Linked DNA regions of Homo sapiens: region 2 is linked to region 1. A link is a loop called in an ENCODE intact Hi-C map of the cell type or tissue named here. Cell type or tissue: mucosa of descending colon. All regions are shown on one strand. Each heading gives the region's core, and the rest is flanking DNA. Links, peaks and the distances in the headings are about the cores only.

Evidence for each region. Hi-C counts contacts between places; a loop is a spot of excess contacts. Peaks named below come from ENCODE experiments on the same cell type or tissue, not always from the same donor. Only the 100,000 strongest peaks of a DNase experiment are listed, where the experiment ranks them.
Region 2: a loop joins it to region 1, with 4 times the contacts of the local background. A loop is called at or near these places in 18 of 110 quality-filtered maps.

What each region holds. Positions count from the first base shown.
Region 1 is chr15:28,017,017-28,027,631 of GRCh38, reverse strand. OCA2 (OCA2 melanosomal transmembrane protein) reads left to right here. Exons shown (of 24, transcript NM_000275.3): 5 at 2,730-2,787; 6 at 5,059-5,131; 7 at 9,075-9,235. Among named protein-coding and RNA genes, the nearest start is that of OCA2, 77 kb to the left of the region's middle. RefSeq lists enhancers at 3,472-3,971, 7,696-8,364. In mucosa of descending colon, for the core only: no CTCF peak of the experiment used is centred there; a DNase peak (open chromatin) is centred at 5,761.
Region 2 is chr15:28,119,585-28,127,584 of GRCh38, reverse strand. HERC2 (HECT and RLD domain containing E3 ubiquitin protein ligase 2) reads left to right here. Exons shown (of 93, transcript NM_004667.6): 84 at 2,392-2,579; 85 at 3,351-3,548; 86 at 6,156-6,239. Among named protein-coding and RNA genes, the nearest start is that of OCA2, 24 kb to the right of the region's middle. RefSeq lists a cis regulatory region at 7,113 and an enhancer at 7,041-7,185. In mucosa of descending colon, for the core only: a CTCF peak has its summit at 3,949 (motif pointing right); no DNase peak of the experiment used is centred there.

The DNA.
Region 1 (10,615 bases), core at 1,949-9,948:
TCCTCTCCTTCCTGCTTGTGTGGCTGGGGTCTTCATGGCCATTAGGTTTGCAGATAGGATCTGTTTGCTTCAGGCGTCCCCGTGGCGTTTTGGAATTTGATATACCTTTGTAGTTATTGACGAAGGAGTGGGTCTGGCCCAGCGCACAGCCTGAGGGGTGGGGTTCCCTTCTGTGCTGTGGGCTCCAGAAACCTTGTTAAGGCTGGAAACATTTTAGAACTTACAATCCGTTGGAAAACCATTAATGTGTAAGCATTTGTCCGGGGCACACGGAGCACAGAGCCATGCTTGGGGAAGCAGAGTTGCATAGAGAAAGTGGATGGTGCACATGCCTACGGGAGCAATGGGTGGGGAGGGGATGCGCATGCGTAGGGGGACGGCGGGCGTGGGAGTGGGAGTACGCATGCGTGTGTAGGCCTAGGGCGCGCATGCGTGGGAGGCCGAGCGTGTGCGCGGGCAGTAGCGCTCTCACCTTACTGGCCTATTTATCTAATGGGTTTCCTCCCATGCGCCCGTTCATTTGAAAGGGTTCTTTTGAGAGGGACATGTTTGAAAGCATCATTTCCAGGACAGAACAAGGTTTTGGAGCCGGGACCAGTGGGCTTCCATTCTGGATCCGACCTGAAGTCGCTGAGCGCCCATCGCAGGGCCTTGCCTGGCCACGCGACGGTACCCTGTCACGCGATGCCCTCCTGGCTTTGTGGCCTCTCACGGGCCTACACTAAGATAATATGTGTGAAAGCCCTAGAAAAGTGAAAAAACACTACTTAGTCATCAAATATTAGCGTCACCGTGTCTCTGTGTGTGGGGACCAGTCTTTTCTGAAGATGCTCGCGGTTGGTTGGAAGTGTACCCGCCTGCACGCTCCAAGTGCACCTCCCGGGGTGCGAAGAGGCCCGCCTCAGACTCCCTGAGGTGCGTAGGGATCCGCTATCCTATACATCTTCCCAACAATCCTGGGAGGTACACGGAGGGTACCTCAAGGAGGATAAGGCTTTTGCCCAAGGCCACACTGAGCCAAGCCAAGGGGCAGGGATTCGACCCTAGATCCCCCACATCGCTGCTTGACATGGAGCTGTCTCTTCCCACTGTGACTCTCAACGGCCTGTAGCTTCTTCCTGATGAGAAGAAGGGGTCTCAGCCCCCCTCGTGGGTGCAATAAACATTTGGCCAATGAATCCGCTATGAGATTATGTGAGTTGGGTGAAATTGTGTGAGTGGGGTTCTGGCGCCATGGGTCAACAAGATGGCAAACGCTGACACTGTTCATGCCTTTTCCCAGCTGGACGGGTAACCACTCCTGAGGATGCCGTGTCCTCAGCTGTCCCACAACATGGAAAAATAGAATCAAGTACATTTGAGACTTTTGCATTCAGTACTTGTTTTATCTTCTATGATTCATGGAATATTTGCCTTTGAGCTTGCCACTGAACTAAAAGACGTTAGCTCCATTCTTTATAACATGTCTAAAAAGTACCATGCGTGATCAGTGAAGAATCTTGTAAAAAACCTTTTATTTTGGGTTGTCAGCTCTGCTGCAGATGTCAGTTACGTAGAAAGAAATTTGTATTTAGAATAGCTCAATTAATGCTTCATGCTTTAAAAAGAAATGTCATTTTGATTCCTATTTAAGTAGGAGCTGTTGAATCGTAATTGGGAAGCGTGAACTGATTATTCATCAAATTCATTAAATCTAAGAGAATGCAAAACAAGATTTTACCATTTTCAAAGGATCAGAAAGAAGGTTTTCAAAGACAGATGCAACTTAACTAAGTGAGGAGAGTATTAAAAAGATGTTCCAACATAGAGTTTCTTATTTCATTCTACACACATACATCAAGCATGGGCTATGTACCAGCATCCTTCCATGTGTGGGGACAAAGCAAAAACGCTCTAGTGCCTGCCCTCACGGAGCAGCCGGTGGGAGAGCACAACCTGGACTGGGCAGTGATGGTGCCATTGGGTGATGGGGTCTGGCTGCTGAGTGAGCAGAGAAGGGCATGACAGGAGGACTGCAGTCAGGGAGCATCCCGGCAGGCAAAGGCCCTGTGGTCCGGTCTGGGAGCAGCAAGGACGTTGGTAGGATGGAAGGGCAGCAGAGTGCAGGCCAGGCCCAGGTTCACATAGGGCCTTGGGGGTCATGGTTAAGAAATGGGTAATGGTAAGGGGGCCGGGATGGCTTTGGAAGTCCTTGGTAGGGGCTGAGTGTGTGGCTTGATGGTTAATTAAGTTATCGCCTAAGGAATTCTTAACAGACTGCTGGTACAACCAGTAACGGCATAGCAATTTCTTTCTTAAGTTATTTGTTTTTGTATTTGATGATCAAATCTGTATTCCTACCTTTCAGAAAACTTAGGGGAAAATAATTGATAAATATGAATCAGAGAGACAAGATAAGGCATTCAGTTTACTTTTTTTCCAGGAAACAGGAGCCTTTAAACAGCTATCAAAAAGTCTCAAATCTTGAACTTTAGTTTCCCCAACAACAAGCTATGTGCAAACACTTTGGTTAACTTTGTTCTCCTCTGGAACCTCCACCATGCTCCTTTGGATGGGGCTGTGGGTTTACTGGTCACTGATATGAGGGTGTTCTCCCTCATATCATGTTATGGAAAGAATTCAAAACACATGCTTTGAGATGGAAGTTACTCAAGGCTGCAGAAAAGTGTCTGAGTCTGGGCAACAGGACTGCTGCCCTTGCCACTAAGGCCCTACTTTTTCTCTTGCAGGCGCTGTGTGCAGTGGCTGAAAGTCATGGGCCTGTTTGCCTTTGTGGTGCTGTGTTCTGTGAGTACCTTAGCTGCCCCAGCACTACTGTTGGGTCCGTGGAAGCCCTGTGTGCCTTTGGCTGTATAGCAGGGGGAACCTGAGGTGTGGGGCTCAGTGCCTGGCCCTCTTCGCCTGATTCTCTGACTGTCTTTGGAGGAGATGCTGAGGGTTGTGGGGCAGCGGGCTGAGGGGGTCGAGGCCGCAGCTGTGCTCCTCTGCTGTGGTCCCAGTCACACGGCAGAAGCCGGGCAGCATGTTGTTGCCATATGGAAGGTCGGGTAGCTGGCTGTGGGGCTCCCTTCCCCCTCGAGTGGCTTACCACTTCCCTGTTCAGCCCTGGACAGTAGCACTCTTCATGTGTGTTGGAACACATCTGGAGATCGTGGATAGCCCAGAGTGTCTCAGCACCCCTTTGAGATTGTGCCCTGGGCCTCTGCCCAGCGGTAAGTGTTGAAGCTCTGAGGTTTGCCCCCTCTGGGGAGGTGTCTCTGATTTTATTTGCCCAGACATCTCCATCCTTTCAAATACATGAACATTCACAACAGACTCATTCTGGAGCCAAACCAACGTGAGATGCCCTTGTAGGGAACAGAGTGTGGGAACGAGGGGAGGGCGAGGGCTGCTCTGGTGAGCCCATGGCAGTGGGCGGTGCTGTTCTTCATTGGAGGGGTCCTAGCAGATGGACCCATCAAGGGAAAGGCACAGGAGCCCGAGCAGGGAGCCAGGGCTGCAGAGACACCTCTGTGCCCTCCGAGGCGACAGTCACAGGTCCCACTGCCAGCCTTGGTGTGCTTTGTGGCCTGATGTAGCCTGAGCCAGGGTCACATAGCGGCACTCAAAATACATTTGCCCAATGAGTGGGTGTGTGGTCTCCTGTCTGGTTGTGTGTCTGTGTGTGTGCAGGTGAGTATATGGTCTCCTGTCTGTGGCTGTGTGTCTTCGTGTCTGCACGTGGGTGTATGGTCCCCTGTGCCTGCTCTATGTCTGTGTGTGTGCACCATTGTGAACTGTGTAGGTTGTGTGTGGTCCCCTGTGCCTGCTGTATGTCTCTGTGTGTGCACCTGTGTGAGCTGTGTAGGTTGTGGTCAGTGACCATGATGGGTTGTGCCTGTGCTTTGCGGAGTTATTTTGGGTGAGTGCCACTTTTGAGTGTTGCTCCAAGATGGTGTGCATGGGCAGTTGCTGGGAGACCACAGTGGGTGGTAGGTGCTGCTGTGATGGGGGTGTGACTGTGGTTGTGGGCAAGGGTGGGTCTGAGCTGTGTTTCATGATGTGCACCAGCTTAGGGGGTGGTGTGCTCTCCCACGCAGCCTGCCCTGGTGACAGGGTCCCCTGTGCATGAGATGTGTGGCTGTTGCTGGCTGTTTCGTGACCTGCACGCGTGGCATGTGTGTTGTGGCTCTGCGTGCGTGCAGGAATGTCTGTGGCCCTGGGTCCGCTCTCAGCTGTGACATGTGGACAGCAGGGTGGTGTACGAAGTCAGTGCTGATTGCATTGAGCTGAGTACAGTCAACTTCTTAATAACCAACCCATGAGGGAGGAGATCTGTGACCCAGAGAAAGGAAACCTATGCTAGAAATGGAAAACCAATTACATTGAGCTCTGAAAGCATCACGATTTGATATTTTTGGCTACCAATTTGCTTCCCCACTTCCTACTCACATGAATGTGTGTTTCTGAAGCCCTGCTGCTCAGCAGGGCCTGGCAGGTGCTCTGAGATTTCAAAGGAACCGGGCAGGGTGGGCCAGGTCTCCCCTGGTCCCCAAGAGCTGACCTGAGCTCTGTGTCCAGTCTTCAGCCTTCTTCTGTGAGATGGAGTTTAGGTGATTTGTGGAGATATCCAAAATAGAATTTGAGGAATGATTTGAACTTCTATAATCTCATGTTATCATCAGTTTAATTTACTTTTTGATGGTGTATAAGGTGCTTTGCAAATTTCACAAACACCTGCTACCACAAACACATGCTCTAACCATCACAGGGGTCATATGCCTTTATTCTCCATTGTGAGAAAACCACATTTATCCTTCTTCGATGATTTAATTTTATGGCCAGGCATTTAATCCTTAAATTTGGCAGGTATCAATAATCAGGGCCCATTGTAGCTGAACACTGTAATGAATCAGAATATTATAATATTTAAGACAAAGCTATTCAGAGTAAGCTGGCGCGTACTGGATGCACACAGTAGCCCCATCATCACATCTGTTTTCGACTGTTATCAAAATGATTTATACCTTACTGCTCTCATACCACACCTCTGTCATTCAACGTTTCTGATTGTTACAGATTTTGTTCAGCCTATATCCGGATCAAGGAAAGCTCTGGCAGCTGTTGGCCTTATCACCGCTGGAGAACTACTGTATCCAAAATCCACTCTGAGATGGCCAGCCGCCTGGCTGAGATCTGAAACACAAGGAGACACTTGCAGACGGTTGTGACTGCTGCTGAAGGCCACGGCACAGGCCATTACCACTCGAATTTTGTTTCTCCAGGATGTCTGATGAGAGATGGAGTCTCAGGACAGAGGGGCGGGGAGCTCCAGGGAGACAGTGGCGGGGTTGGTGGTGGAGCTCTCCGAGTGAGGAAGGGGGACAGCAGGGCACATTCCAGCCAGGACCTGGCTTTCCCTAGCTCCCCGATACTCCTTTCCTCCCCCGTCTCTTTTGCGTTCAGCGTGACCCATCTTCCAGTCCCTGCTGTCCTGGCTGTGTCACCTTGCTCTGATGACTGCTGTGGCACCTCCTACTGTGCTTGCTCTGGCCTTCTTGCATGCCTCAGAATTTTTAGTTAGAAGTCATACACATCCTGTAGGATAGTAGATACAGAGGCCAGTGGTGTTTAAGCTTGGAGATGAGCATGCCTTGACTTCTGCAGGCATTAGTTGGAGGGTTCATGTAAATCTAGTGAGAATCTGGCTGTGTTGAGGTTTGCGGTTGCTGTGGCAACCTGCGGTGCACTAGACACTCAGAATTACCGGGCGCCCTGCCAGCTGTCTGCCAGACCTTGCTCTATGCCCACCCCTCCCACTGGGGTAAGAGCTACTTTTTCCCCTCCTACCTTCTCATGGCTGCAGGAATTCCCACTGCGCCCTCTGGCTGCCAGATTAGATGCGCTTCCCAAGCAAATGAAGGCCTTTGCTCCTTAGGGGAGATAGAGGCAGCGGGAGAGGGTGAAGCTTGGCATCACTGGGGGATGCTTTCCCGGGATCTTCCCCAGGCTTCCTGTCTTCCTGGGGAGCGTCCGCTGGGGTTCCTGGAGGAAAAGCCTGCAAGAAAATGTGAACACCTCCATCTGTGGCTCTCAGAGGCTCCCACGCTCAAGCGAGCCCACACTTGACCTTGAGCAATGTCTACATTTTCTGGCTGAATCCCGCCTGATTCTGAAGTGTGGGGCTGGCACCTGTCCCAGGGAAGCCGCCTCTTCCTACAGTCACCTGTTTTGCTCTAGGTTTCAGGCGAGTTGTTTCTGCTGCAGCCTTATTCTGGGATCAGGAGTGGGCGGTTAACTGATGTCCGCCCAGCCTTTTCTGGGTGAAAGGGTGGGAGGGCTGTTTCTCAGCTCTCCAGCCAGGGTCCAGAGCCTATTTTGGAATGGACATGGTCATTAAGGTGTCTGTGCATGAAGGCCCCTGAAGCCCCCGGTACTGCTAGTGCGGCGGGCATCCGTGGAGGGTCCTGGAGAGGTGGGACCCTCCGATGCAGTGCTCTGATCAGGCAAATATTTTTGATGATTATTATTTAAAAAGGAATTAATTCAGTTAGCTAAATGGCAAGTGTTTTTTTCTTTAGTCTACTTACTTGATAGCCTCAGTGAACTGAAATTTTAGGAAACTGGCTTGCTTTCCTTGCAGTTGCTGTAATCTGTTGCATAGTCTTGGTTTTTGTAGTCCTTCTGGCAGTCTCACTACATCTTCCCAGGACACCCTCTCCTTAGCCAGTGACCTACCCAGCAGGGCACCAGCAGCCTTCCAGAAAGGCCTGGCACTTGAGGCTTTCTGGTGAGCCGGGGGCACACTGGTCACAGTTTGTGCTTCCCTCTGCTCAGTGGATGGAGGCACCCACAGTTTTAGAAGCACTCCACTTCCACTGGGGTCAGGGCGGTGCTGATGTCAGCTGAGTGCGTGTGCACGTGTTTGTATTTTCTTCATCACTTTAAAACCGTGCCTGAGCTGTAAAGTATCTCCATGTGAGAGAACCGAAGAGCTGTGTGATGTTGACAGACTTTGTTTCTCATTCTTGTGCCTCGACCTCTGCATTACTTCTCCAGGATGAAGAAAGCCAAGACTTGCCCTGTGTTCCTGGCCCCCCTCATGAAGTTCCCAGGACATGCCACCCTCCTGGGCAGGACTTTCCCGCAGGGGGAAGGGGAGATAGAGCAACCGGCTGCCAGGCTGACCCAGGAACCTGAAGGGGGAGGCTGGATCCTGTCCAGAAACCGTCCTCAGTGGGACTCAGGCAGGAGGGGGAGATTTCGGGGAACACTGGCACCAAACTTGATCAGTCAGTAGAGATCCCAGGCGAGCACAGCAGCTTAGGTCACTAAGATGAGATGATAGCCTCAGCCCTCTGGTCATCCCACCCAGGCCCCAGTGTGTCCCCTTTATTCTAAGGCATTTTGCCGAGCTCCTTCTCGAGCAGCCTGAGTGCACCAGGCCCCACGCAGGACCCCACAGCCTGAGTCCCTCCCAGCAGGGGGCAGGGCAGCCTGCCTTTCTTGGCAGGGGGTGGGGATGGGTGGGGGCGGGGAGCTGTCTCGCCTGCTCCCTGTGTGGCCTTCGAATTTGGATGAAGAGGGAGAGAGAGAGCCTGGGAGAGATGAAGGCCGCAGGGGGGAAGACGGGTGCTGCGTCCTCCAGCGCAGTGGGTCACCAGCCACGATGAGGGGTTGATTTGAGCCTCCAGCAGGCTCCTTGGAAAAGGGCAGTGTTCCCAGGGATTAACCACGCTTTCCGGAAACTCACGGACCCTCTCTTTGTGAAAGCTGAGCTTTGTGAAAGCTGCAGGCCTGAGGCCTGCCTGGGGAGGAGGGGAAGCCAGCTGGACCCTGCCCCCCACAAGGTGATTCCCTGAGAAAGGGCGTGCAGTATAGGCGTGAGGTAGGAGGGGCCTCGGCCTGGTTGGAAAGGCCCACAGCAATGTCCTCAGGGCTGTCTTCTGAGCAAGGAGCTCGAGGCCTCCTCCCGGCCCTCTGGCCTGCCCTGTGGAGGAGGCTGGGTGAAGGACACCCAGGGTGTCTGCTGTGAGGGGAGGAGCTTCTGGAGAAAGCACCACTCTCCTTTAGCCGGTGAATAGCGAAGCCACCTTTCTTTCGGAACCTCAGTGTCTCCCGCAGCAGCCAGGCGGTGTCGGTTCGGTAGTTGCAGGGTCTATTTCAGAAGCCTGTAATTGTAGCACCTGAAGTTCTTTGTCCCTGAATTGTTGTCTGAAGGAGGCCTGTCAGGCTCCCAGGGCACTGGGCAAATGAACAGAAGCCAGCAAACCTCTACAACCAGGTCAGTTAAGGGCGCCGTCCTTGTCTCCCGCTCTCCTTTCTCTTCCTCCCTCCCTTCCTGCTCTTCTTTGCTGCGTCCTCTTCTTTCTCCTCTCCCTTTCTCTCTCCCTCCCTTCTCCCCATTCTCCCTATTCTCTCCCTCCCTCTTTCCCCATCCCTTTCATTCTCTCCTTTTTCCCATGTGATGCATTTTGTATCACACCCAGCGCTGCATCCTGGGCTCTCAGAGGACATGGAGGAGACTGTGAGATTCAGAGGGGAGGAGAAAACACTGTTTCCCCACCCTCCTAGCTTCTCCAACCAGGGCCCTGCAGATTAGACACGAAGGACAGGTTAACAAGAAAAAGGCATACTCATGTATTTCATATAAGCGTTGCTTGACAAGAAACAGCTGAGCTTGGTGTTTTGATGCTAGGTTTGATGAAGAGTGGGGTCCTGAAAGGTGTGATAGGACGAGAGCACATGAGCAAGCGCAGGAAACGGGCCGGGAGGGGCCCTGGCGAGGCCTGTCCATTCAGGTCCCTCTTGGCCTCCCTCCATCTTTGGAGCTAAGGATGCACCCTTTCCCTGGTGTGGGGGGCACCTCTCACAAGAGGGTCACGACGATCTGCTTCAGGGGAGTTAGGTCTTGAATGAGGGCTGAGATGTGGGTAATAAGAAAGGCAGGAAGATCGTGTTAATGGCCAAGGGCGTGGGGCACCTGGGGAAACGCATTTCTTCACACACTGTCAGAGGAGGGTGTGCGTCTGGCGGGCGGCGGGGACATGGGGTTTCTCCTGTCTGCCTTGTGGTTCTCCTTGACACTCTCCGAGCCGTGAACCTTAGCAGCCACGTGGACTCCACGCTGCTGCAGGTGGACCTGGCAGGGGCCCTAGTGGCCAGTGGGCCGAGTCGTCCTGGGAGGGAAGAGCACATCGTGGTGGAGCTGACCCAGGCTGACGCTTTGGGCTCCAGGTGGCGGCGGCCACAGCAGGTTATGCTGATAATTTATTTGAAAGGAATTGTGAAATCTCATTTCATCTCATAATAAATTGTGTTTCCTCTTGAATGGATTTGATGGGGAGCCACAGGCGAGGACACCATTCTTAGTCAATTCATTGGCTCTTCTTATCTTTTGCTTTGTCTTTGAAATTCTCTTTTTACCATTTCTCTATTTATGAAACTCTTGCCATTTCAGTAAAATCAGGCTTGCAAGTTCTTTATTCAAAACTGTTTTGCTGGGCCATTCAGGAAACATACATTTGAAATGAAAAAACTTTTTTTTTTTTTTTTGGTGTCGTTGAAGTGCAGTTAAGTCCGGGCCTTACGTCAGGGTTCAGAAGACACTTCCACAGCACGGTTACTGTGTTTGTGGACATCTGCTAAGACAGTGCCTACGTTCTGAGCTGCTGTATCTGTGTAGGCCTGTGCTCAGCCTTGTCTCTGAGCCTTGTCAAGCCTTCATTCACATCCTGCAAAGGCAGCCAGGAAGCGGTGGCTGTCATGGCAGCCCAGAGCCTAGACTCCAGAGGCAGGGCTCCTTCCACGCAAGCCTGACTCCCCCGAGCCCTGGCCTCGGAGACTCCACTGGATTATCACGGTGACTTCTGCATGGAAGTCGTAGCCCTGGTTCATGGATGTTCCCTGTTATAACCAGTAGAGGGAAACCCCGCCCATGCACAGGCTGTGTCACCTGCAGTGGAGCATCTGAAGAATGAATGCACCCTCCCCTTTTCCTGCCTTGTAGAGCATGGTCCACAGAGCAAAGGTCTCATTATGAACTAGCATGCAGTGTCCTGGACCGTGGCTGACGCAACACCAATGTTCTGAACCGGCTGCCCTGGCCAGGGTCTTAGGATGTCAACTTGGTTCCCTGTGTGAAAAGCACAGCCCTCTGGCAAGGGGCTCCTTGGTGATGAGCAATGACCTTTGCCCTCTGACCTGGGACTTGCATGGAGAAGGGCAGGACCTTACACAGCCTGCGGTCCCGCTGCCTCCCCAGCACTTGCATATTAATAACCCAGATTAAATGATCTGTATGGCACCTCCCTGCTCTCTTGGGGTGGCCCTTCCTAACATGCTGATGCACCCAAAATGCCCACAGGCAAATCCAGCCCCAGAAACATGGGAAACCCAAGAGATCTTTACTAAAGGATTTTTCCCCCCAGATACGCTCTTTGCAAACACTGAAGTACCTAAAAGAACTTCTGTTCTCTCATGCGTGTGCTTCTTTGCTTTGACCGGTTTCAGAGATCCTATTTTCAGTGTCCTTTGTGATTTGTGGGCGAGATTCGCATCTTCCCATTGAGGGTCCCCCCCCGCCCCCCGCTCCCCAGGCTGCCTCCCCAGGTGATCACTCTCCTGCACCCCAGGG
Region 2 (8,000 bases), core at 1-8,000, 100 kb before region 1:
ATTGAGGCGTCACCGCTCCCCAGACCTCCTCAGTGGACAAAGCCAGGGAATAGTAATGTAAACAATACCCTGGTTTATGTTTGATGTCTGTTGAAAACTGTGAGTTCACACCAGTATCCCCAGGTCCAGTTTGGATCCACAGGGTTCATTCCAGTTTTCTCATGGCAACCTTGCAGATCCTTTCTTTTCTGGCGATTTGGCCACTCCCCCCGTGCATAACCAGCATCTCATCCTCCCCTGTGTGGCTCCTCCCCTTGCATGTGGGGGTCTTGGCTGACTCCCCTCGGAGCTAGCACCTGGGTGGAAGCCCTCCTCACTCTCACAGACTCATTCCCTATGCCCAGCTGCGTCTGCAGAGACACCCTCCTCACCTTGTGTGTGCGACACCCGCCTCGTGGCTTTAGGACCAACGTGTGGAGAGCAGGCAGGGGCAGGAGACAAGTACACTGCCCTTGACCACGCAGGCGTCACACTTTCCAGACACCCGAGGAGTCTCTCTGGATTTGACAATCCTGATGGTGTCTCCAGAGAACATGAGCCTTGTTTCCATCCTGGTCACCAGGGACCTTGCCTGAGAATATTTTCCGGTGGTATTTCTTGGTTGAGGTCCCACACGGTGCACTGAAAAGTGTGATGATTCTTGCGAATGGTGAATCTTATGTTTAGGATATGAACAGAAACGGCATGTTCTTTTTTTATGTTATTTTTTAAATTTATTTTTATTTCAACAAGTTTTTGGCGAACAGGTGGTGTTTGGTTACATGAATAAGCTCTTTAGAGGTGATGTCTGAGAGGTGGGTGCTCCCATCACCCAAGTAGTGTACACAGTACCCAATGTGTAGTCTTTTATCCCTCACTCCTCTCCTACCCTTTCCCCCGAGTCTCCAAAGTCCATTGTGTCATTCTTATGCCGTTGCATCCTCATCGCATGAGAACATATGGTTTGGTTTTCCGTTCCTGAGTTACTTTACTTAGAATAATGGTCTCTAGTCCCATCCAGGTTGTGGCAAATGCAATCATTTCATTCCTTTTTATGGCTAGTAGTATTCCATGGTGTATATATACCACATTTTCTTTATCCACTCATTGATGGATGGGCTTTGGAGCTGGTTCCATATTTGTGTAATTGCAAATTGTGCTGCTATAAACATGTGTGTGCAAGTGTTTTTTCAAATAATGACGTCTTTTCTTCTGGGTAGGTACCTAGTGGTGGGATTGCTGGATCAAATGGTAGATCTACTTTTAGTTCTTTGAGGAATCTCCATACTTTTCCATAGTGGAGCGTGGAAAATGCTTTCCATCACAACGCGTTTTCACAGATAGCTTGTTGTTAGTTTTTATCGCCCTCTAGTGGGGGAAAATCTCAATGTGTTGTACTGGTTTCTGTTCCCACCAGCAGTATAAGTGTTCCCTTTTCACCACATCCATACCAACATCTATTTTTTTTTATTCTTATTTTATTATGGCCATTCTTGCAGGAGTGAGGTGGTATCACATTGTGGTTTTGATTTTAAAAACATAGATTTTCAGGTGGATCACCAAGTCAGGAGTTCGAGACCAGCCTGACCCACATGGTGAAACCCTGTCTCTGCTAAAAATACAAAAATTAGCTGGGCATGGTGGTGCGTGCCTGTGAGCCTAGCTACTCAGGAGGCTGAGGCCGGAGAATCGCTCGAACCCGGGAGGCGGAGGTTGCGGTGAGCTTGAGATCGCACCACTGCATTCCAGCCTGGGCGACAAAGTGAGACTTCATCACAGTGGTTCATGCATGTAATCCCAACACTTTGGGAGATGAGGTGGGAGGATCACTTGAGCTGGGGAGGTTGAGGCTGCAGTGAACCGTGATCATGCCAGTTTACTCCAGCCTGGGCAACAGAGTGTGAGACCCTGTCTCAAAAAAAAAAGTATAAAATAAATAAAACAGACTTTTTCTTTTCTGTTTCGCATGCAAGAGCAATTTGGAATGTTAGGGATATTGCTATGTGTTTTAATATTAGATGGATTTGGGATGTTCGGGATATTGCTATCTGTTCTAATATTATTCTGATGGAGAACTGCTGCTGTTCATGCCTAGTCCTGAGAACTAACACTGTTGGAGGCTTAAGACCAGAGTTGTGTGTCTCTCACTAGAAGAGGCCTGGTGGCCAACAGGGGCTGTGGAGAGTCCTGGGAAGTATACTCGCCTCTTTGGATGTGTAATTAGCATGTATTCATGTTTAGGTCATACCTAAAGCAGACATTCATGTCTAGGTCATATGTAAAGTTGACAACTAGGTCAACACCAGCTGAAGGGCAGGGAGCGTTGGTGCTGTGTGTGGTGGGAAGACACTGGCAGCCATGCGTTTGTTGGCCCTAGTATACAGGTTCTGATTCTAAATTCACTTCATTCAGGTGAGGTTTATACATGGGGCGACAATGATGAGGGACAACTGGGAGACGGAACCACCAATGCCATCCAGAGGCCTCGGTTGGTAGCTGCCCTTCAGGGTAAGAAGGTCAACCGTGTGGCCTGTGGCTCAGCACATACCCTCGCCTGGTCGACCAGCAAGCCCGCCAGTGCTGGCAAACTCCCTGCACAGGTGAGTCCGGGCAGGTTGGGTGGGTCGGGGGCAAGCAAAGTGTGCTCCTGTCACATGCTGCATCCTGTCGTTGTGTGTTTACAGAGGCTTCTTGGTGAAAATAATTCAGGCTCAGTAAATGTTAACCACACAGTGCATTTAAGAACCTTGATATTTGGCTGGTTGTGGTGGCTCACACCTGTAATCCCAACACTTTGGGAGGCCAAGGTGGGCGGATTGCTTGAACTCAGGAGTTCAGGACCAGCCTGGACAACATAGCAAAACCCTGTCTCTACAAAATTAGTCAGGCATAGTGGCATGCACCTGTAGTCCCAGCTACCTGGGAGGCTGAGGGCTGAGGTGGGAGGATCACTTGAGTCTGAAAGGTCCAAGCTGCAGTGATTGCACCACTGCCCTCTTACTTGGGTGACAGAGTGAGACCCTGTCTCAAAAGAACCTTGAATGTTCATGCCAGCCAATATTCTGTGTGTACAGTGTGTATCACCTTCTATATCTTATAACCCACACCAAACTCTTCCACACCAAACTGTTCTGCTAGTACATGCCTCACATTTCTTAGTGAATTTATTTGTATAGACTAATTTTTTTTACAGTCAAACTGGACAGAATATTATTTTAAAAGCAGCACAGTGAGGTTGTGCAAACCAAACTCAGACACCATAGTGCTTCTCTGTATTTGAAACAATTGTTTTCAGAATCCTTAATGGATGCCACACTGGCCCCCGTGTGCCTTTGGTGCCTGAGGGGCTGAAGGCCATTTCTGTGTTCTAGGTCCCCATGGAGTACAATCACCTGCAGGAGATCCCCATCATTGCGCTGAGGAACCGTCTGCTGCTGCTGCACCACCTCTCCGAGCTCTTCTGCCCCTGCATCCCCATGTTCGACCTGGAAGGCTCGCTCGACGAAACTGGACTCGGGCCTTCTGTTGGGTTCGACACTCTCCGAGGAATTCTGATATCCCAGGGAAAGGTATTCAAGTGGCAATCTTTGCTCTAGGGGAAACTGGTGTCTTCAGTACATGTAACCCAATAGAATTCCTATACTGGGAATAGAACACATAGAATACAGCTCATTCAGCAAATGTTCACGGAATGCCTCCTGCATGCCAGGCTCTGTTCTGGGTACTTTATATCAATGAGAAAACAGACAAAAATCTGTTCCCTTTTGGAGTTTATATTAAAAGCAAACAGTAAGATGCTGCATCTCTCCTTCATAATCTCTGCCTCTCACTGCTCCAGAAGGATGAGGTGGGGCCTTCATAAACTAAGCCTTTGTTCCTGCGGTCCTTCTCTGCCTGCCTGGCCTTGTGGCTATGGCAAGTCCCCACTGACACAGGAAGGCCGGCGATTGGGCTGTTTCTCTCAGGATGTCCAGCAGAGGGGGCCAGGAGTCACAGATATATCACCTCGAAGGTCCGTGCCTGAATGTGTAGAGATTGCTGGCCAAGTGAGAATTAACAGGTGGTGAATAATACAGTCATGAGTGAGGGCATCTGAAAGTCACCAGGCAGGTTTTGACCTGTAGATGTTGCTAATAGTTGGAGCTTTCTAGAAGTTGGGTTAGTTTCTGGCAAGCAGCTTGACAAGATGATCTTGAAGGGGCTAATTACCATACGGTAGGGGCATCTCTGTATAGGGAAAAGTTATAGAATTGGATTGAGGACCACTAATCCTGATTGTGATTCTCTAATGTATTTTGTTGTCGAATATTATGGCCCATTCTTAGTGATTTAATAAAATTGCAATGTTTTGGAGTCCTGTCCCAGCAGGTTACTTTTTAAAGACCGGCTTTGTTTCCACTTGGCTAGAACGATTTCTGCTGAACAGGACTGGTACATTCATTTTACTTTCACGTGTGCCTGAGGGTGGAAGTGGTCAGGCTTGTGTTTAATGGAAAGACCATCTCTCTGATGAGAGAGGCAGAAGAAATCTTGGGCAGGTAAAATGGATAGGAAACATAATTTCAATTACTGTTCAATAATAAAAAGTAGCAAACGATTAATTTTACCTTCTTTTTTTAATCCTTCAAAGTGGTGATGATAATAGGCAGCACAGAGGAAAAAAACCTTTCTTTGTAGGGAGAAAAAAAGTGAGAGGCAGGGCACGTCCCACCTGGCCCTGTGTGAGCGTTGTGCAGGCTGTGAGCGGGGCATGGGTGGGAGCTGGTGTGTGGTAGGGGAGCGGTGGGCAGCAGCATCTGGCACCTGCTGGGGCTGCAGGAGAGCAGGGGAGTGCTGAGGGCGTCTGAAAGGTACCTCTGGTCAGGGAATGTGTAGGCAGCCTCGGTTCTGGTCCTGGTTATGGTGAGGATCGGCCTCAGAGAGTGGGTGTTACTACTCCCGGTCCAGAGCACCAAAATGGACTCTCCAGGAAGGTGGGCGGGCTGGTGACTGGGAGGAGAGGGGAGTGCTCCTGTGGAGGGGGAGCCGCCCTGAGGTCCAGGCAGGGCCTCTGGGAGCAGGATGAGTCTGGGCTGTGCGAGAGGCATGGGGCTGGGGTGCCGCCAGGATACCCTTTCTGGGTCTCCTCTGGCGCTTGGGGCCCTCACCTCCTGCCTTCAGGGCTTGGAGTTCTTAGGCTTTGAGCTGGGCAAGGGCTCAGCCTCCACTGAGGGACCCTTGTGCTCCCACAGCCCACCCCTAACCGAAAGAAGGCACGATTGCCTCCTTGGCCAAGAGAGCTGAGACCCCTGCTGACCTGTCTCATCCCTTTCCATTGGCACGGCTGCGTGCCGCATCCTCTGCCCTTTCCCCACGGGCATGGCCGACCTGCTCCCTCCTGGGGAACGGCTGGGTCCTCACCGTGGTGCTGATGTTTGGCCACGCCCTGCTGTCTTCACCCCAGGCACTCCCGATTTCTTTTAGTGTGATCCCAGCCAGGACCTTGTTTCCCCTCCCCGGTCTGTCTTTTCTGTCCCGATCCAAGGTCTGGCTGGCTGCACGGTGCTCCCTGGCCCCGTGGCTGCTGTATGGCAGGCAGTGGCGATCCAAGGTCCGGCTGGCTCCGCGGTGCTCCCTGGCCCGTGGCTGCTGTATGGCAGGCAGTGGCGATCCAAGGTCCGGCTGGCTCCGCGGTGCTCCCTGGCCCGTGGCTGCTGTATGGCAGGCAGTGGCGATCCAAGGTCCGGCTGGCTCCGCGGTGCTCCCTGGCCCGTGGCTGCTGTATGGCAGGCAGTGGTTTAACAGCAATCCCTGCCACGGGTGGGCTTGCTTGGCAGGGAAACCTTGACTTCAAGACCTGAGTCAGAGCAGGTGCTTGCCAGGCCCAGCCCTCCCTGTTCTGTGCCCTGTGTGTGCTGGGCTCTTCCAGCCTCCGGAACGCTGCTGGGTGGAGGTAGTTTCCTGAGGGACCTGCCTCTTGCCCGGCCATTGGCACTACCTGCCTGGCCGTCTGTCCCTGTGTGCTTCGGGGCCAGCCTGTTCCCCTGCACCCTCACAACTTGAGAAAAGGGAACTGGCAGTTTTCTGTCCTTAAGAAGGTCTTCAACACAGATTTTAAACAAAACTATGTGATGATTTCTTCAGGAGTGATGCTTTCCATATCAGATTCTAAATTTTGTCTGTTTGATGTGTTTTAGGAGGCGGCTTTCCGGAAAGTAGTACAAGCAACTATGGTACGCGATCGTCAGCATGGCCCCGTCGTGGAGCTGAACCGCATCCAGGTAGCACATGGAGATTACTCTCCAAGTCTGACAGCCTTAGAAGTGATGCTTTCGTGGGTACCTGGGCTGGGACGAGAGCGCTGGTAGCCTGCCATCCTGTGCACCCCAACTTTAAAGAGCAGGTGCCACCTTCCTTTTTGTGGGCTTCCTGTATGTGATGTGCTGGGGCTTCCAGGAATGTCAGTGTGTTTCTTTATACAGAAGTAATGAAGATTTATGTCAGATAGTCCAAAAGCACAAACACAGGTCAGCAAGAATGGGGAAAATAAAATCAGCCCTCTTCCCACTGCATGATGATAACCGCTGCTGTTACATTGGGAGGTGTGTGTCTATTTGTTACAGCCAAAGCAGGATCACTGCCTTTTGAAATTTGCTGCTCTCCTCCCTGCCATGGAATAGGGTCCTGTGGGGCTGCTTGTGTTTGGCAGCTGCCTGCAGCCTGCTCCTCTCTTGCAGGGGTGTGTCCTGGTTTACTCTGTCAGATTTCTCTGATGGTGCTGGGGGGCCGTGCCCACTTTTCTGTGGTACAGGCAGGGCTATCTGGGTGTATCTTCGGTCACCCCTTTTGTTAAGTTCTGAGAAGTGGAGTGGGTCAGAGGCCCAGTGACAATTTGATGATACATCCGATTATAGGTTATAACAGTTCATGTTCCCACCATCCTCACACCCTCCCCACCACTGGTAGTTTTCTTTGCCAATTTCATAGGCCAGAATTACTAATACTGTCTCATGGGTAGTAATCAAAGAAACGACAAGTAGACCATTTCTAAATGTATACTGCTTCAAGTGTATATAAACTCACAGTTAAAAACAATTAATTAAAAACAAAGAGAAGCCTCGGCCCCTGATGATGATAGCGTGCAGAACTTGACATTTAATGCTCAAATGAAACTGGCCTCGCCTCTTGGATCAGACACAGAGAGCCATGAAGAACAAATTCTTTGTTCCTGTACCTTTGTATTAACACATGATTTTTACCCTGATGTTGATTACAAGACTAGAAATGTTTTCAGAGTTATACTTGGGGGCATTTTGAATTAAGACACGAAACTCTTGTCCTTTGTTGGACAGCTCATGTGACCACATTGATGGAGCTGGTCTCTTCACTGACGTCAGAGTGTTTAATGCTAAGCTGTACGTCAGTCACGTCCTCACATAAATAGGTTGTTTAACTAGGTTCATAAAAAAGCTTTTATTTCCCTACCTTGGACGATGGCTTCAGTTTGCTGTGCATCATAAACATTATAGCTTGTAGGCAAGGCCAGCTGATGGCTTCTGCGTTGTCTAACCCCCGCGATTGAGTGCACCTTGACTTGCACCTCCCTCAAAACCGCACGCAGACTTTTTGGGCCAGGGGCTCTCAGGGTGGGTATTCAAGCCTGGGGGACTCTGGGAATCAGTGAAGTTTTGATAAACTAGGATGCAGGTTAGGCACCCTTGTTTCTGTCTTTGTATCATCTGAAATTTTTAAGAAGTCATTACATGCTGAGCACCTCTTTCTTACTCATCTTGCTATCCCCAGCTTGTGTTACAAAAACGTTCAGTATGCAATTGAAAAAACAAACTGGGTAAATGGCAAACAAATTTATATTAGTCGTTGGTGGTGGCTCATGCCTGTAATCCCAGCACTTTGGGAGGCTGACGTGGATGGATTGCTTGAGCCTAGGAGTCTGAGACCATCCTGGGCAACGTGATAAAACCCCATCTCTACAAAAAATACAAAAATTAGCCTTGTGTGGTGGTGGGTGCCTGTAGTCCCAG